Linked DNA regions of Homo sapiens: all the other regions are linked to region 2. The links are chromatin contacts, found by Hi-C or POLR2A ChIA-PET in ENCODE. All regions are on one chromosome and are shown on one strand. The core of a region is the stretch at or near the end of the contact, and the rest is flanking DNA. Distances in the headings are between cores, read along the strand shown.

Region 1 (2,700 bases), core at 149-2,648, 590 kb before region 2:
TATGTGCTGGCTATCATCATCATCATCATCGTCACCATCACCACCACCAAACAAGCCTGGAACGCTCCAAGCCCAAGTGTACACTTGGACACATGGCACTCTGGCATTCCGAAAAATACTCATTTTCTTTGTAAACCTGGCAGACTAGCCAGAGGGTCCCCCCCCCGCCCCCACACACACACAGAAAGGGCCAGGCAGCCCCTGCTGGCGACGTGGCAACCTCACATCCTGAAAGAGAGCTGCTGAATCAAACAGCAGGAAAAGCACCACTGGAAAACCAACCGGAAGGGAGATATTGTAGACCGCTACTAGCTTCTCACTCGGACACTTACAATGACATCAGAATGGGAGACCCAAACTGCCGCTTTAATTCCTTCCAGGAGATTTCCCAGGGAACAAAATGGCCATGAGTTTTGCTTGGCCTGTGCCCTAACCCCAGGCTGGACCTTTGGGGTTAGCATCTGCCCATGCGAACTGGGCGAGGAAGGTCTCCTGCCAGGGAGCAGCTCTCCCCGGCTCCGAGGAGAGCTCCCCAGCCAGGAGGCCACTTTCCCCTCCCTGCGGACACTTCCCCGATCCCCCAAGCTCCTCAGGTCCCCTGCAACACTCCTCTCCCCAGAAGGACCCCGGCCGCCTGGTTCCAGGCAGGTCTGCACCTTGAAGTAGGCGACCTGCAGGTAGTTGTAGGGGCTCCGCTTGCGGAACTCCAGCTCCATCTCTTCGCTGAGCGAGTGGGCGGCCGGCGGCCCGAGGCAGCGGCGCAGGCAGGCAGCGCGACGCAGAAGGCCCCCGAAGAAGCTCAGGTCGCGCAGGGCGGCGGCGCCCGAGGCCTGGGCCGGGCTGGGGGACCAGTCGGGGTCCAGCTCCCACGGGAAGTCGGCGGCACACTGGGTGCGGCAGCGCAGGCGAAGGGCGCGGAGGGCTGCCCGGGAGCGCAGCGCCCGTTCCATGCTCAGGACCACCCCGGGCCAGTCCCCGCGCGCGTAGGCTGCGGTCCCCTCGGCGAAGAGCAGATCAGGCGTCACCATGCCCCATCCTGCCTCGGACTCGACCTCGGCTTGGGAGGCAGCGGCCACGACAGCCAGCAGTGTGGTCAGCAGCTTCAACGCGCGTACCGCCATCGCTCCCTCAGACCTAACGGAACCGCCAGCCACCCGCCACCAAGGCCGGAGTCCTACCCCCGGCGAAGGCCCGCCCCCGGGCGAAGCCCCACCTTCCAAGCCGGGCGGCGCATGCCCACGAGGCTTGCACCGCCTCTTTTCCTTTCAGTCAGCCCGGATCCCCCCACCGGCCCTCAGCGAATCCCGGCGCGTCAGCCGGAGCCCCGCCTCCGAGCTCAGGCCTTGCTCAGTCGAACTGACGCCCAGTAGACAAGAAAGACGGAAGCTCCGCCCACGCGCCTTTATGCGCAGGCTCTTCCTACTCGCACAGCCCAGGGAGTGGGGAGGATAAGGCGCTGTCATGGAGGACGCCGCCGCGCCGGGGCGGACCGAGGGGGTCCTTGAAAGGCAAGGAGCGCCGCCAGCTGCAGGCCAGGGAGGTATGCGGGGCGGGAGTCAGCAGGGGGAAGTCAGCTCCCGCGAGGCAGCCGGTCTCGGGGCTCCGCGGGAGGCCGACGGCGGGAGCTCACGGCTTGTGTTCCTGGGTGTGTGTCGCAGGAGCCCTGGTGGAGCTCACCCCGACCCCCGGCGGCCTGGCCCTGGTGAGCCCCTACCACACCCACCGGGCCGGGGACCCCTTAGACCTCGTGGCGCTCGCAGAGCAGGTGCAGAAGGTGAGGAGGCGCGGCCGGGGCAGCGAATAACCATCTTCGTTCACGTTGTACTCTGCGTCTTTCGGCTCAGACCTCACTACCACCTATGGTGGGGGTGGCATTTGCTCTTGTCTCCATTTTACAGACGAGTAAAGCCGACTGTCATTGTGAGTCGGTGGCCTGATTCGAATGACCTTCTGGGACCAAAGGTTCCTCTAACTGCAACTTGAGTGCCCATAATCTTCCTTCGTGGGAAGGTTTACACAACACTTTAGTGTTCATTATTTCATTTGCACCTTAGGACAGCCTTGTGAGGTAGGCAGTACAGAGTTATTCTTCCCATTTGACACAAAGAAAAGTTCTTCGGGAAGTTTCAAGGTCCGCTTATTTTAAGCTGCTTCCCATAAGATCTTTGTTACCTGAGAGTTTAAACATCTTCTAGCAGGGCAAGGACTCCAAGTTTAGTCCTCATTAAACACAGTATTCCCAAGCCCAGTGTTTATATATGGATGGCCAAAATAAGTCAAATAAGGAGGAAATGTGAAATAATGGAAAAAACACTGGAAGTTTGGACACATGAGTATTAATCCCACTTTTGATACTAACTTGCAGTGCGACTTAAGGCAGATTACTTCTCTCTGGACCTCAACTATTTTATCTGTGAAGTGAAAGGTTTGAAGTAGTAGAGCTCCAAGATCTAAAGTTTTGTCATTATTCAATGAAAAACCAGATTCCTTCTTATCTCTTATCAAGACTTCCAGTTGTACACCCTCTTCAGTGTCCACAGATGGAGGGTCCTGCTGTTTTAAAGATTATCATGGCCCCTTATCCCTGTATACACTATCAGATTTGGCCTTGATTATGTTCCAGGGTCTTTGCTTTGCCCAAAATTATTTAATGTGCTCAAATTCCCTCACATCTCTTTTTTTTTCAATGATCCTAGAAAT
Region 2 (2,700 bases), core at 165-2,664:
TCTAACCTAAGCATATCCAATTCCTTATTTTCCAAGGTAATTGGAAATAGAGAATGCAAAGGCTTCAAGTCAAAGATAATAACATTATCTGTAAGCATCGGAGTGGACTTTAAGCTAATGACTGAAAATGATTTTTCCAGCCTCTTTCTGGGACAGTATAGCGTATTGTTTAGATTGCAGGGATTAGTCAGATAGTTTGAATCCTGGGCTCCCCTACTTATTATTGGCTGCATGCCTTTGGGCAAGTTTCTAATCTTTCTGACCCAGTTTCTTTTTTCTGTAAAGGGAAGATGGGGTATCTATCTGCCTTATGGGATTAAGGATTGAACTCGATAATGTATGTAAACTTTTTTTTTTTTTTTCAGACAGAGTATCGCTCTGTTGCCCAGGCTGGAGTGCAGTGGCTCGATCTCGGCTCACTGCAAGCTCCGCCTCCCGGGTTCACGCCATTCTCCTGCCTCAGCCTCTCGAGTAGCTGGAACTACAGGCGCCCGCCACCAAGCCCGGCTAATTTTTTGTATTTTTAGTAAAGACGGGGTTTCACCGTGTTAGCCAGGATGGTCTCGATCTTCTGACTTCGTGATCTGCCCGCCTCGGCCTCCCAAAGTGCTGGGATTACAAGCGTGAGCCACCGCGCATGGCCTGTAAATTGTTTTAACACAGTAGTTAGATGGTCCATAAATGGTACCATTATTACTTTTATGATTGCTGCTCCACCTCTGAGCACATTCATACAATTCACTCAAGTCATTATTAGAGCACTAGATTGAGTGCGAGTCAGACCTGGATTCCCACAAACTTCTTTGTATGACCTCGGGCACATCCCTTCCCTGGGCCTCCGTTTCTCCATCTGTAAAATATGGATTTGTTGTCGGGGTGGGGAGGCTGCACCACGCACAGGTTAGACTAATGGATCTCTAAGGTCCTCACATCTTTAAAGCCCCAAGGGGATAAGCCACAGTGCCTCCTGTAGGGCAGTCTAAGCTTATCTTCCAGATAGGCAGGTTTGAATACCGATCCTTTTTCTTGACCTTAAGGAATTCATTCACCCTTTTCAACCTCATTTTCCCTGTTTGTAAAACAACAGCAAACGAGACAAACACACGTTACTTCCTTTCTAGCAGGGTTCCTACCCGGCGCCAAGCAAAAGTGGAATGTACCCTAAGTAGCTCTGGCCTTCTTCCTGCTCCCAAGCTTCCCAATTCCGTCCCCTGCCCCGCTGCCGCCCGCGGCTCTCCTTCCCCTTCTAGGAACGGCTCAAGCGCCTTGGGCACTCCATCGGGTTCTGCACCGAGTTCTGCATCATAAATACGACTCTCGTGTAGGATTTAAGTGTGAACTTCTGCAGGTTCTCGGACCCTGAAGCACCCGGGGCCAGACATTCCGAGCTCGCGGCGGTGGAAGGCACGCAAAAGGGCGAACCGAGACGACTCCAGGACGCTGAGGCAGCGCAGGCCCCACCCGGCCCCGCCCTGCCCCGCCCTGTCCCGGCCGGCTTTCCAGTACTAGTCCTCTGGCGCCGGCTCCCAGCCCCTCTCGTACCCTTCAAATCGCGCTCCGCCGCTAGACTCTCGTGATAGCTGAGACTTTCCCCGGAAGGCCCGCCCCCTTCGCCGGAGAGGCCAATGGGCTAGGGCAACGGTTGCGACGGTTGGATTTTGAAGGAGCCAATAGGCGCTCGGAGCGGAGAGTTTAAGAGGCGTAAGCCAGGCGTGTTAAAGCCGGTCGGAACTGCTCCGGAGGGCACGGTGAGAGGTGGTGGGGCTGAGCCGAGGTGGGGCCGTGGCCAGGGGGAGGGGGTGCTAGGCCGGAAGGGGCTGCAGCCGAGGGTGGCCCTGATTTTGTGGCCGGCCAGGAGCGAAGGGGTCCCTTTCTGTCCCCTGAGCACCGTCGCCTCCTTTCCTCCAGGGCTCCGTAGGCACCAACTGCAAGGACCCCTCCCCCTGCGGGCGCTCCCATGGCACAGTTCGCGTTCGAGAGTGACCTGCACTCGCTGCTTCAGCTGGATGCACCCATCCCCAATGCACCCCCTGCGCGCTGGCAGCGCAAAGCCAAGGAAGCCGCAGGCCCGGCCCCCTCACCCATGCGGGCCGCCAACCGATCCCACAGCGCCGGCAGGACTCCGGGCCGAACTCCTGGTCAGTGAGGTGCCAAAGGAACTGAGTGAGAGCAGCCTTCATACTTTCTCCCTGGGGAGCCTGGTCAGACTGTCTTCTCTTTCTCCGCCCCAGGCAAATCCAGTTCCAAGGTTCAGACCACTCCTAGCAAACCTGGCGGTGACCGCTATATCCCCCATCGCAGTGCTGCCCAGATGGAGGTGGCCAGCTTCCTCCTGAGCAAGGAGAACCAGCCTGAAAACAGCCAGACGCCCACCAAGAAGGTATGTGTCCCAGAGGGGCTTAAGGCACGGGACCTGACTGTTCTTTGGATAATACCATCTTGCTCCTTCACTACCCTTTATGCCAGGAACATCAGAAAGCCTGGGCTTTGAACCTGAACGGTTTTGATGTAGAGGAAGCCAAGATCCTTCGGCTCAGTGGAAAACCACAAAATGCGCCAGAGGGTAAGACCCGAAGTTCCTGGTTCCTGGAGGGAGGTGTCAGTTCATCTCCAGGGCTGAGCACAGATATCTGTCTCCTCTTCCTATCTAAGATTGAGGGCAAGGGAGGTGTTGATTTTCCCAGCGTCTAGACTCACTCC
Region 3 (2,718 bases), core at 170-2,669, 1.0 Mb after region 2:
CTATAAAGGAAACCTTATCAATCACTTCCCGGCAGCTCCCTTCCCCCAACCCCCACCTCCTGAGGAAAAGGCAGCCAAGTGGGTTTCTAACCAGGATCACAGACACACATTAGTGGAGTCACACTCCAAGTCCCTGTTTATAAATTGGCTTTTAAATGGTAGGAGATTCAGGTATAATAAACTAAGCTCCAAGCAAGAACCCACTAAAACAAGGCATGCTGTATATGATAAAGTCAGAATAAAGCAGAATTTGATGAAGCCAATTTCTGGAAGAAACTCTACAATCAAAACTCATTTAGCCACTCACAACCTACTATAGTTTGAATAGCGTACACTCTTTTAGCCAATAGGATTCATGTTTTGCTGCCCTTCCGCTGGGAGACTGATTAAATGTCTGACAAGAGTAAATGCCATTGAAGTGGCCAGAGACCTCTCGCAGACACAACGATGGGCACTATTTGTTGCAAAATCCAGCTCTAAGGACAAAATCCAAACCCCCATTGAGGGGCCCCACATCCAGCATCTTCCAAGTCAACAAGGAGCAGTTATATTTTGCAAGAACTCGCAGTCAAGCCTCAATCCAAGTTCATGCTTTTTTTAAGAAAACACCTGTTGCTGGACCATTTGCAAGACAGGCAAACAGAAAGCTAGCCAGGTTAGGCCCTTATTCACTCCTTCCACCATCACTACTACCACCGCTTCAGATTTACAAAGAGGTAAACTGCTAACCTGGTGTGTGGGCATGTGTTGGCGAGAGGGTCAAGGGAATGTTCTACCCACAATCTCCATGCTCCATTTCTAGCCTCTCTAGTCAAACCTTTTTCTTCTCTAGTAATCCCAGTAAGTCAACCCCCTTAATAAACTCACCCATCCTGTCTTGCAAAGCTCTGCCCCGCTCCCCCTCCGCCAGAACATTACTCAGTAGATTAAGTAAGCATCCAGGGTAAGCACATGGGCCAGCACCCCAGGTTGCATAAATTCTGCGCACCGCGACCCTCACCCCGCATGCATTAACCAGGGCCCAATCTTGGCGGGGCCATTCAGCATCACCCACCCCGGGGTGTTGCCCCCAACTCGGGCCCATCCAAGTCCAGGGGAGAGTAAGGGGAGGGGCGGGGGGCCAGGAGACCAGCCCTCCTTCCCAGGGCCGCCCCCGCCCCCCGTCAGCAGCGGGAGAGGCTGTCGCCATGGCAACGCCCCCTCCTCGGGGCCAGCGCGGCAGGCTCCCTCCAGGTGCAGGCCCCGACGTCTCCCTCGGCCTCAGCAAGCGCTCAGGGCAGTTGGCGGCGGCGGGCGCGGCCCGCGCCGACTGCGGCGCCGGCCAGGCAGAGGCAGGGCCAGCTCCGCCCGCTCCCCACCGCCCGTTCCCGGCCGCCTGAACAGCGGCAGCCAGCACCACGAGTCCACAACACACCGACTCACCTCCGCGCACTCTGACCCCGACCGACGCGGCGGACGGGCGGGCGCTGTGGCCAACCGCTGAGCCCGCTGCCGACCCCTTTGACCAATGGGCTGCAGTCAGGCGGGGCTTCTTCTCCCCAAACGCTCGCTCTCCCGCCGACATGCGCGCTAAGGTATGTCAAGATGGTGACTCCCGGCCGCCGGCCTTATGGGACTTGTAGTTTTGACGTTGCACAAACTCAGAAGAGAAGACGGGGACGGGGACATCACTTCTGATCTGTGAAAGGAATTTTTTTAAAATGAAACTTTCTATGGCCTACAGCGATCTAACCAGGATCACAGACACACATTAGTGGAGCCCCCCATCTCCGTTTTCCCGCCCTCCAATATACCCGTAAGGTGAATGTGGGCTCACAACGTGACAGAATTCTATTTACATGACTCCTCATGATTCGTTCATTCAACAAGTAATTATTGTCATCTACTTTCGGATGTGGGCCTGGGGGAGACCTGAGACAAGGAGGGATTAAGCTAAGAGGAAAATGCTTAGATTTGTGAAGGGCCGTCCTAAGGAAGAGGGAACTGGCTTGTTCAGGTCCACTCAGAGGAAACTTCTGTTTAAAAGGTTTCTGGCCTCAGCTGTGAGGAGCTTCCCCAGTCAGTCTCTCCAGTAAGCTGGAGAGACCTGTGTTTCTTCATCCTGGTTATGCCTTTCTGGGTAGTCATGGGTCCCAGGTTATGAGCTGGGAATGATGGCTTTGACAGCTTCCCAATCGGTCAGGACCCCATCCTCTGGGCCCAGCTTCAGTTACCAAGCCCCTCTGTGTGCTGTCTGCATACTTACACTTAGGATGATGTCATTTCTGGGCCCTACCACCTCTGAGAGCGGACCTTACCATAACGGTTTCCACCTGAGCTGAGAGTGCCTGGTAATCCCCATATCAGGGAATGCCTTCCTTAATCCCACCCACGTCATAGGTTAGGTGATTCTGCTGTGGACCTATAGCATTTATCATATTGTCTTATAATTGTCTGTTTCCTTGTTGTCGCTCCCACAGGGTTTTAAGTCCTTTAGGAAAAGCATTTTTTCCATATTGTTCATGTTGTATCAGTAATACACCGCATAGGGCAGGTATAAAGAAGGCCCGCAATAAATGTCTGCGAACAAATGAGGGAATATCCAGCAGCAGGGACAGACTTATCCCGAGGTCAGTAAAGTGGAGGCACTATCCCCCAACTCTTGGAGCTGGAACAGATTCTCCTATTATTACCTACACATTAACCCCAGTTGGTCAGTCAGTCCATCTGTATTTATAG
Region 4 (2,700 bases), core at 73-2,572, 630 kb after region 2:
GACCATTTCCATCCTATCTAGGTTTACCAAGATTCAAAACACGAAGCTGACCATGAAGCGGGACGGCATTGGGTCAGTGCGGTACCAGGTCTTGGAGGTGTCTCGGCAACCACTCTTCACCAATATCACAGTGGACATTGGGCGGCCTCCGTCGTGGCCCCCTCGGGGCTGACACTAATGGACAGAGGCTCTCGGTGCCGAAGATTGCCTGCCAGAGGACTGACCACAGCCTGGCTGGCAGCTGCTCTGTGGAGGACCTCCAGGACTGAGACTGGGCTCTGTTTTCCAAGGGTCTTCACTAGGCCCCCTAGCTACACCTGGAAGTTTCAGAACCCACTTTGGGGGGCCTCCTGCCTGGGCAGGCTCTTCAAGTGTGGCCCTCTTTGGAGTCAACCCTCCTTCCCGACCCCCTCCCCCTAGCCCAGCCCCAGTCACTGTCAGGGTCGGGCCAGCCCCTGCACTGCCTCGCAGAGTGGCCTGGGCTAGGTCACTCCACCTCTCTGTGCCTCAGTTTCCCCCCCTTGAGTCCCCTAGGGCCTGGAAGGGTGGGAGGTATGTCTAGGGGGCAGTGTCTCTTCCAGGGGGAATTCTCAGCTCTTGGGAACCCCCTTGCTCCCAGGGGAGGGGAAACCTTTTTCATTCAACATTGTAGGGGGCAAGCTTTGGTGCGCCCCCTGCTGAGGAGCAGCCCCAGGAGGGGACCAGAGGGGATGCTGTGTCGCTGCCTGGGATCTTGGGGTTGGCCTTTGCATGGGAGGCAGGTGGGGCTTGGATCAGTAAGTCTGGTTCCCGCCTCCCTGTCTGAGAGAGGAGGCAGGAGCCCCAGGGCCGGCTTGTGTTTGTACATTGCACAGAAACTTGTGTGGGTGCTTTAGTAAAAAACGTGAATGGAGCAGCTCCCTTGTCTGTTTGGGGGTGGGGGTCGGGTCCCTGAACGTGGTTACCCTGAGTGTGTTGTGGTGGAAGGGCACTTGGGGAACCTGGCCCAACAAGTAAACCTGACCCGGGCCATCCTGGTTCTCCAAGCGCTGCCACTCCCTAGGCTTTCACTGGCCTTAAGGGGAAGTTTGTCCTTGCACTGCTTCCGGGACAGTGGAGGCGACGAAGTAATAAACCCGTGGACCCAGATTTCTCAGGTCTTAACACGTTCCCTGAGGCCTAAAGGTGCCCAGGGCCGAGCCCAAAGTGCTTGGGTCAGGGCTCGGTGGAGCGCCGAGGTGAGTCTGAACTCCCAGCCGGCACGCGCCGCCCGCCGGACCAAACACGGGAGGGGGCGGGGCCCTAGAGTCGCGGCGTGGTTTCCCGGGTGATGGCCACGCGGAAGAGGTGGGGCTAGGGCCCTGGTTCCCACTGCCTGGTTTCTGGGCCCCCGGCATCCGAGTCGGCCAAAAGCCGGGCAGAAGAGAGCGCCAAGGACTGGCAGTTCCGGAACGGGCAATCCCAGCCGAGGGGACCAGCGGCAGAGCACGGGTGGGGCTTGGGAGAGGGCGGGGCCCATAGAGGGGCGGGGTTTGGTGAGCGTTGCCGGCGGGCCCGCGGTACCTCCCGCACTCTGACCTGCGGCCCGTAGGTCCGAGCCGGGGACGGCGGCGTCGGTGGGTCATGCTCCGGCACTCCCCCTCGCTGTGGGAGCTGGTGGAGGAGCACGTTCCGCTCCGGGAGCGACGCGAAGTGAAGAGGATTCTGGGGGAGGCGGCGGTGGACCTGAGCCTGGAGCTGCGGGCGGAGGTGGGGAGAGGGAAGGTGGGCCACGCCCCTGGCCTGCCCCACGACTCGGGTGATTTCCCACCTCTGCGGGTCCCTGGCCCTGCCGGGTAACTCCCGAGATCCTATCCTGGTCTCCCCTTTGACTCCGCCCTCTCCCTCACTCCCCCAGCCCCCACCATTCCGGACACTCCCCTCCCCAGTCGCAAGGTATCCCAGCTCTCCTTGCAGGTGGCGATGTTACGGGCACTGCTCCAAGAGGCTCGATCCTCTCAAGCCCCCAGCTCCCGCCCCATCTCTGACCCCTCTTCTCTTCTGGCACCACCGCCTCTCCTAAAGGACCTCTTGCGCCAGGAGCTCCGGCAGTTGCTCCAGGGTCTCCGCCACAAAGCCATCTGTGAGGGCAGGTGGGAGCCTCAGGCCTGGGCCCTTTCCCTAGATACCAGGTGGGCTAGCGCTGCCCCTAACAAGGAGCCAGGGTTGCCTTTTCTGTGGTTTCCAGAAAGGAGCCTCTCAGCTTCCTTCCTGTGCACCTTCTGCAGGGACCAGGCCCAAGCTTGGGTCCAGTATAGCCCCAGGGTCCTGCACTTTGCCTTGGAGGAGCCCAGGTGTGATTTGCCAGAACAGGAGATATTCCAGATGAGAGGTGGTGGGCCCAGGTAAGGTGATGGTAGGAGAGAGGGATCTGTCCCTGCTTGGCAGAGGGCCCTAGCCCACTGGTGGGTTGCACCTGGCTCCATGCAGGAGATTCCAGTCACGGGCTGGGCACTTCCACCGCCACTTGTGATAGAGATTATCAGCCCATGAGGGCTACTGAAACCCAGAGGAAACACCTGCCTAGCCTGGGGACAGGCAAAGCTTCCTGGAGAAAGTGGTTTGATCTGCGTGTTGTAGTATGAGGAGCAGTTTTCAGGGAGATGAAAGAGAAGAGCTTTGTAGGAAGAGGGAAGAAAGGAAGCCATGTCCAGCAGGCGGTTGTTCCTCTGGCCTAGAGAA
Region 5 (2,700 bases), core at 138-2,637, 850 kb after region 2:
GTAGCTATTTGTATCTCGTTCACCCACTGCATGCCCAGAGTCTAGAATAGTGCCTGGCACATACATTCCTTTATGTACTGTGATCCCTGTCTTCACAGAAATGAGTCTATTAGAGATATATATTAAACAAGTAATTACACAATTAATTAACTACAACTAGGGTCAAGTGTTTCAGGCAGCCAATTGCTCTCTCCCTTTCTGGCTCCAAGGACCATTTCCTTACCCTGTGGACAATTTCTGCTGTAAGACTGTGACTTCCTCCGGCAACTGTTTGGAGCTCAGTGGATCCATCCAGGAATCAGACCCAGGAACAGGTTTGTACCTCCAGGCCTAGTTCTCCAAAGTTTTGGGGACTAGTCAGGCTTGTGGCTACAGCTGTTGTATCCCCTTGTCTTCTCCAGGCCAGAACAGGCTACACCACTTATAGCTAACTTGCGCAAACTGTCTGCTCCTCTAGTCCCTGCTGGTATCTTTGGCAGGTCTCGACTTGGGGTCTGGCCTTCTTAATGCCTTAACAAGCCCCACCCTATCCCACAGGCTATGTGTCCTTCAAATTGACAGGCTGGTTTGCAGACTGCTGAAGCTGGGAGCTGCTTTCCTTGTCCCTTGTGCCCTTCCTCAGGACCTCCTGTCTCTCTCTTTCCAGGAAGATCCCCAGGTTTATTCCCTTGAGGGATACTTCTAAGCTGGTTCCTGCTTGGGGCTGTGTTTTGGGCTTCTTCGTAGCCCAAAGAGTGCAGCTAGCTCCTGTACTAGTGAAGTGCCACGAAGCTGGCCTCCAGGAAATCCCCACGAGGCCACAACCCACAGCTATCTCCATCAGAGGAGGTGCAAATGAGGGCCCACACCTTACTCCATTTTGGCAGCCGCCCTAGGAAGCTCTGCCTTTATTTCTTCATCTTCAAGCTTATCACAATTTGAAGTTTATCTCTTCACCTCCAAGCTTAGCACAGTGCCTAGTACATATTAGCACTTAATGAAGAGGGGGCAATTCAAATCATTAACTCATTTAATAAAAAAATAGTAAATGTCCCACGCACCGTGCTAATGTTTTACAAGGATTCTTGGTATTTCATTTACACAGGTGCCATTACAATTTCCATTCGGCAAATAAAGAAAAAGGTCCAGAGAAATTAAGTGACTTCCCAAAGTCACAAAGTTCTGGTATCTCTTCACTGCCTGAGACGCAACGGAGCATCGTAGAGGGAAAATGCCAGAAAGCAGGCAGTGCACCAATGAAAACAGGCTCGCGGGAGAACCAAAGGGTGGCAAGCTCAGCACGGCCAGTAGCTTTCACCCTCGGTTGCCAGTCGGCTTCGTTTCCTACAACACCGACCGGAAGTGTTTCTGTCGGCCGCGTTCCGAATGAGCACCGCCGGAAGTTTCTGCCGCGGCTTTGCGGGGACGGGGGAGTGGTAGTGGGGGCTGCAGCTGCCGGACCCAGGTGCGGAAGTGCGAGGGCCCAGGTGGCTGAAGGGGCCGTTAGGAACATCCAAGCGGTGGGGCACAGGCAGATCCCCGACCTGACCTGGACCACCCTTCTCCTCTTGGCCCGCCCCTTCAACTCGCCTCCGCTTAGGTCTGGATTGGCCCCGCCCCCTGACCTGAGCCTGGTCCTTCTTCAGGCACTGACCCTTGACCTCCGGTGGCTCCCCCATCTCTCAGGCGCGATGGCTACGGGCGCGGATGTACGGGACATTCTAGAACTCGGGGGTCCAGAAGGGGATGCAGCCTCTGGGACCATCAGCAAGAAGGACATTATCAACCCGGACAAGGTAGCAGGGGCACCTGAAAGCGTTGACTAGGGGAGGGTAGGGGAGTGAAGATGGGGAGGAGTGACAACGGGCAAGGGATGGGTGCTACACTTACAGTGAGTTGGGCGATAAAAGGGGTGACATAACAGGACAGGGAATATGTGTCATCCTTGATGGGAGGGAGGAGATGGGACATCGTGGGAGATGGTGGGACCAAGAGGGTATGACACCTCTAAGAGCTGAGAGGACCAGGCAAGTGTGATTTTTGCAAGATATTGTTGGGGAGAGATCAAGACATTGTAACAGTCTGAGAGTTGGTGGGATGGGGAGGGGACTGCTCTGATTTGGGCGTAGGATGGTGTTCCTGGGAGTGGGTTTCTGTGCCTTTACAGTGTGTCAGTTTGCCTGTCATTGACCCTGTAGGTGCTGCTTTGTTCAGGGATTGAGCTGGACTAAAGAATTTTCAGGAAAGGGTCTAGGTTGTGGTTCCTTTCTGTGGTTTCCTTCCTCAGAAAAAATCCAAGAAGTCCTCTGAGACACTGACTTTCAAGAGGCCCGAGGGCATGCACCGGGAAGTCTATGCCTTGCTCTACTCTGACAAGAAGCAAGTATTGGAGTCCCAAGTCCCCCAGGTTTTGGCCCCTGATTCACCTGCCATGCCCCTAACTCCTAGTTTTCTCTAACAATTTTCTCCTCCCCAGCAAGGGCTCCTGCTTGCTTAGCAGGATGCAGGAGGACCTGAAGTCTTTTGCTCCAGGACATGACTTTCTTGCTATAGGGTAGGGTAGATCAGCTCCCTGGGACAAAAAGCTCTTTAACACACCTTCTGATTCTAACCTCGCATCTCCCTAAACCTCCCTGCCAGGGATGCACCCCCACTGCTACCCAGTGACACTGGCCAGGGATACCGTACAGTGAAGGCCAAGTTGGGCTCCAAGAAGGTGCG

What was found. Hi-C counts contacts between places; a loop is a spot of excess contacts on that map. ChIA-PET counts read pairs that join two places held with the same protein, here RNA polymerase II (POLR2A). Pooled maps may share reads with other maps.
Region 1: a map of CD4-positive, alpha-beta T cell shows a loop between it and region 2 (23-fold over the local background). The contact joins the promoter of C1orf50 here to the promoter of CDC20-DT in region 2. A Hi-C loop is called at or near these places in 3 of 168 maps with a recorded cell type or tissue (B cell and CD4-positive, alpha-beta T cell), 7 of 37 single-sample maps with no recorded cell type and 15 of 50 pooled maps. POLR2A ChIA-PET finds 5 or more read pairs at or near these places in 2 of 52 experiments (PC-9 and WTC11).
Region 3: a loop to region 2 is called in a map of CD8-positive, alpha-beta T cell, with 18 times the contacts of the local background. The contact joins the promoter of ERI3 here to the promoter of CDC20-DT in region 2. A Hi-C loop is called at or near these places in 1 of 168 maps with a recorded cell type or tissue (CD8-positive, alpha-beta T cell), 1 of 37 single-sample maps with no recorded cell type and 6 of 50 pooled maps.
Region 4: a loop to region 2 is called in a pooled map, with 11 times the contacts of the local background. The contact joins the promoter of CCDC24 here to the promoter of CDC20-DT in region 2. A Hi-C loop is called at or near these places in 7 of 50 pooled maps.
Region 5: a loop to region 2 is called in a pooled map, with 6 times the contacts of the local background. The contact joins the promoter of DMAP1 here to the promoter of CDC20-DT in region 2. A Hi-C loop is called at or near these places in 2 of 168 maps with a recorded cell type or tissue (CD8-positive, alpha-beta T cell and naive thymus-derived CD4-positive, alpha-beta T cell), 1 of 37 single-sample maps with no recorded cell type and 7 of 50 pooled maps.

The regions. Positions count from the first base shown.
Region 1 is chr1:42,765,851-42,768,550 of GRCh38, forward strand. C1orf50 (chromosome 1 open reading frame 50) reads left to right here and starts at 1,399. Exons shown (of 5, transcript NM_024097.4): 1 at 1,399-1,540; 2 at 1,659-1,774. The coding sequence starts at 1,462. It overlaps P3H1 (prolyl 3-hydroxylase 1), which reads right to left and starts at 1,178. Exons shown (of 15, transcript NM_022356.4): 1 at 657-1,178. The coding sequence starts at 1,121. RefSeq lists an enhancer at 437-556 and silencers at 817-926, 1,547-1,686.
Region 2 is chr1:43,357,259-43,359,958 of GRCh38, forward strand. CDC20-DT (CDC20 divergent transcript) reads right to left here and starts at 1,415. Exons shown (of 4, transcript NR_183650.1): 1 at 1,292-1,415; 2 at 784-850; 3 at 545-642. It overlaps CDC20 (cell division cycle 20), which reads left to right and starts at 1,723. Exons shown (of 11, transcript NM_001255.3): 1 at 1,723-1,748; 2 at 1,909-2,138; 3 at 2,232-2,380; 4 at 2,467-2,563. The coding sequence starts at 1,958. RefSeq lists enhancers at 492-1,000, 1,112-1,171, 1,511-2,019 and silencers at 1,462-1,571, 1,762-1,911.
Region 3 is chr1:44,353,838-44,356,555 of GRCh38, forward strand. It overlaps ERI3 (ERI1 exoribonuclease family member 3), which reads right to left and starts at 1,420. Exons shown (of 9, transcript NM_024066.3): 1 at 1,055-1,420. The coding sequence starts at 1,189. RefSeq lists a silencer at 1,155-1,384 and enhancers at 1,254-1,754, 1,655-1,704.
Region 4 is chr1:43,990,277-43,992,976 of GRCh38, forward strand. CCDC24 (coiled-coil domain containing 24) reads left to right here and starts at 1,323. Exons shown (of 9, transcript NM_152499.4): 1 at 1,323-1,470; 2 at 1,571-1,728; 3 at 1,936-2,111; 4 at 2,247-2,363. The coding sequence starts at 1,603. It overlaps B4GALT2 (beta-1,4-galactosyltransferase 2), which reads left to right. Exons shown (of 7, transcript NM_003780.5): 7 at 22-892. The coding sequence ends at 172. RefSeq lists silencers at 1,477-1,586, 1,727-1,776.
Region 5 is chr1:44,212,084-44,214,783 of GRCh38, forward strand. It overlaps DMAP1 (DNA methyltransferase 1 associated protein 1), which reads left to right and starts at 1,388. Exons shown (of 10, transcript NM_019100.5): 1 at 1,388-1,775; 2 at 2,267-2,358; 3 at 2,620-2,700. The coding sequence starts at 1,671. RefSeq lists a silencer at 697-796 and enhancers at 1,194-1,488, 1,227-1,466, 2,232-2,700.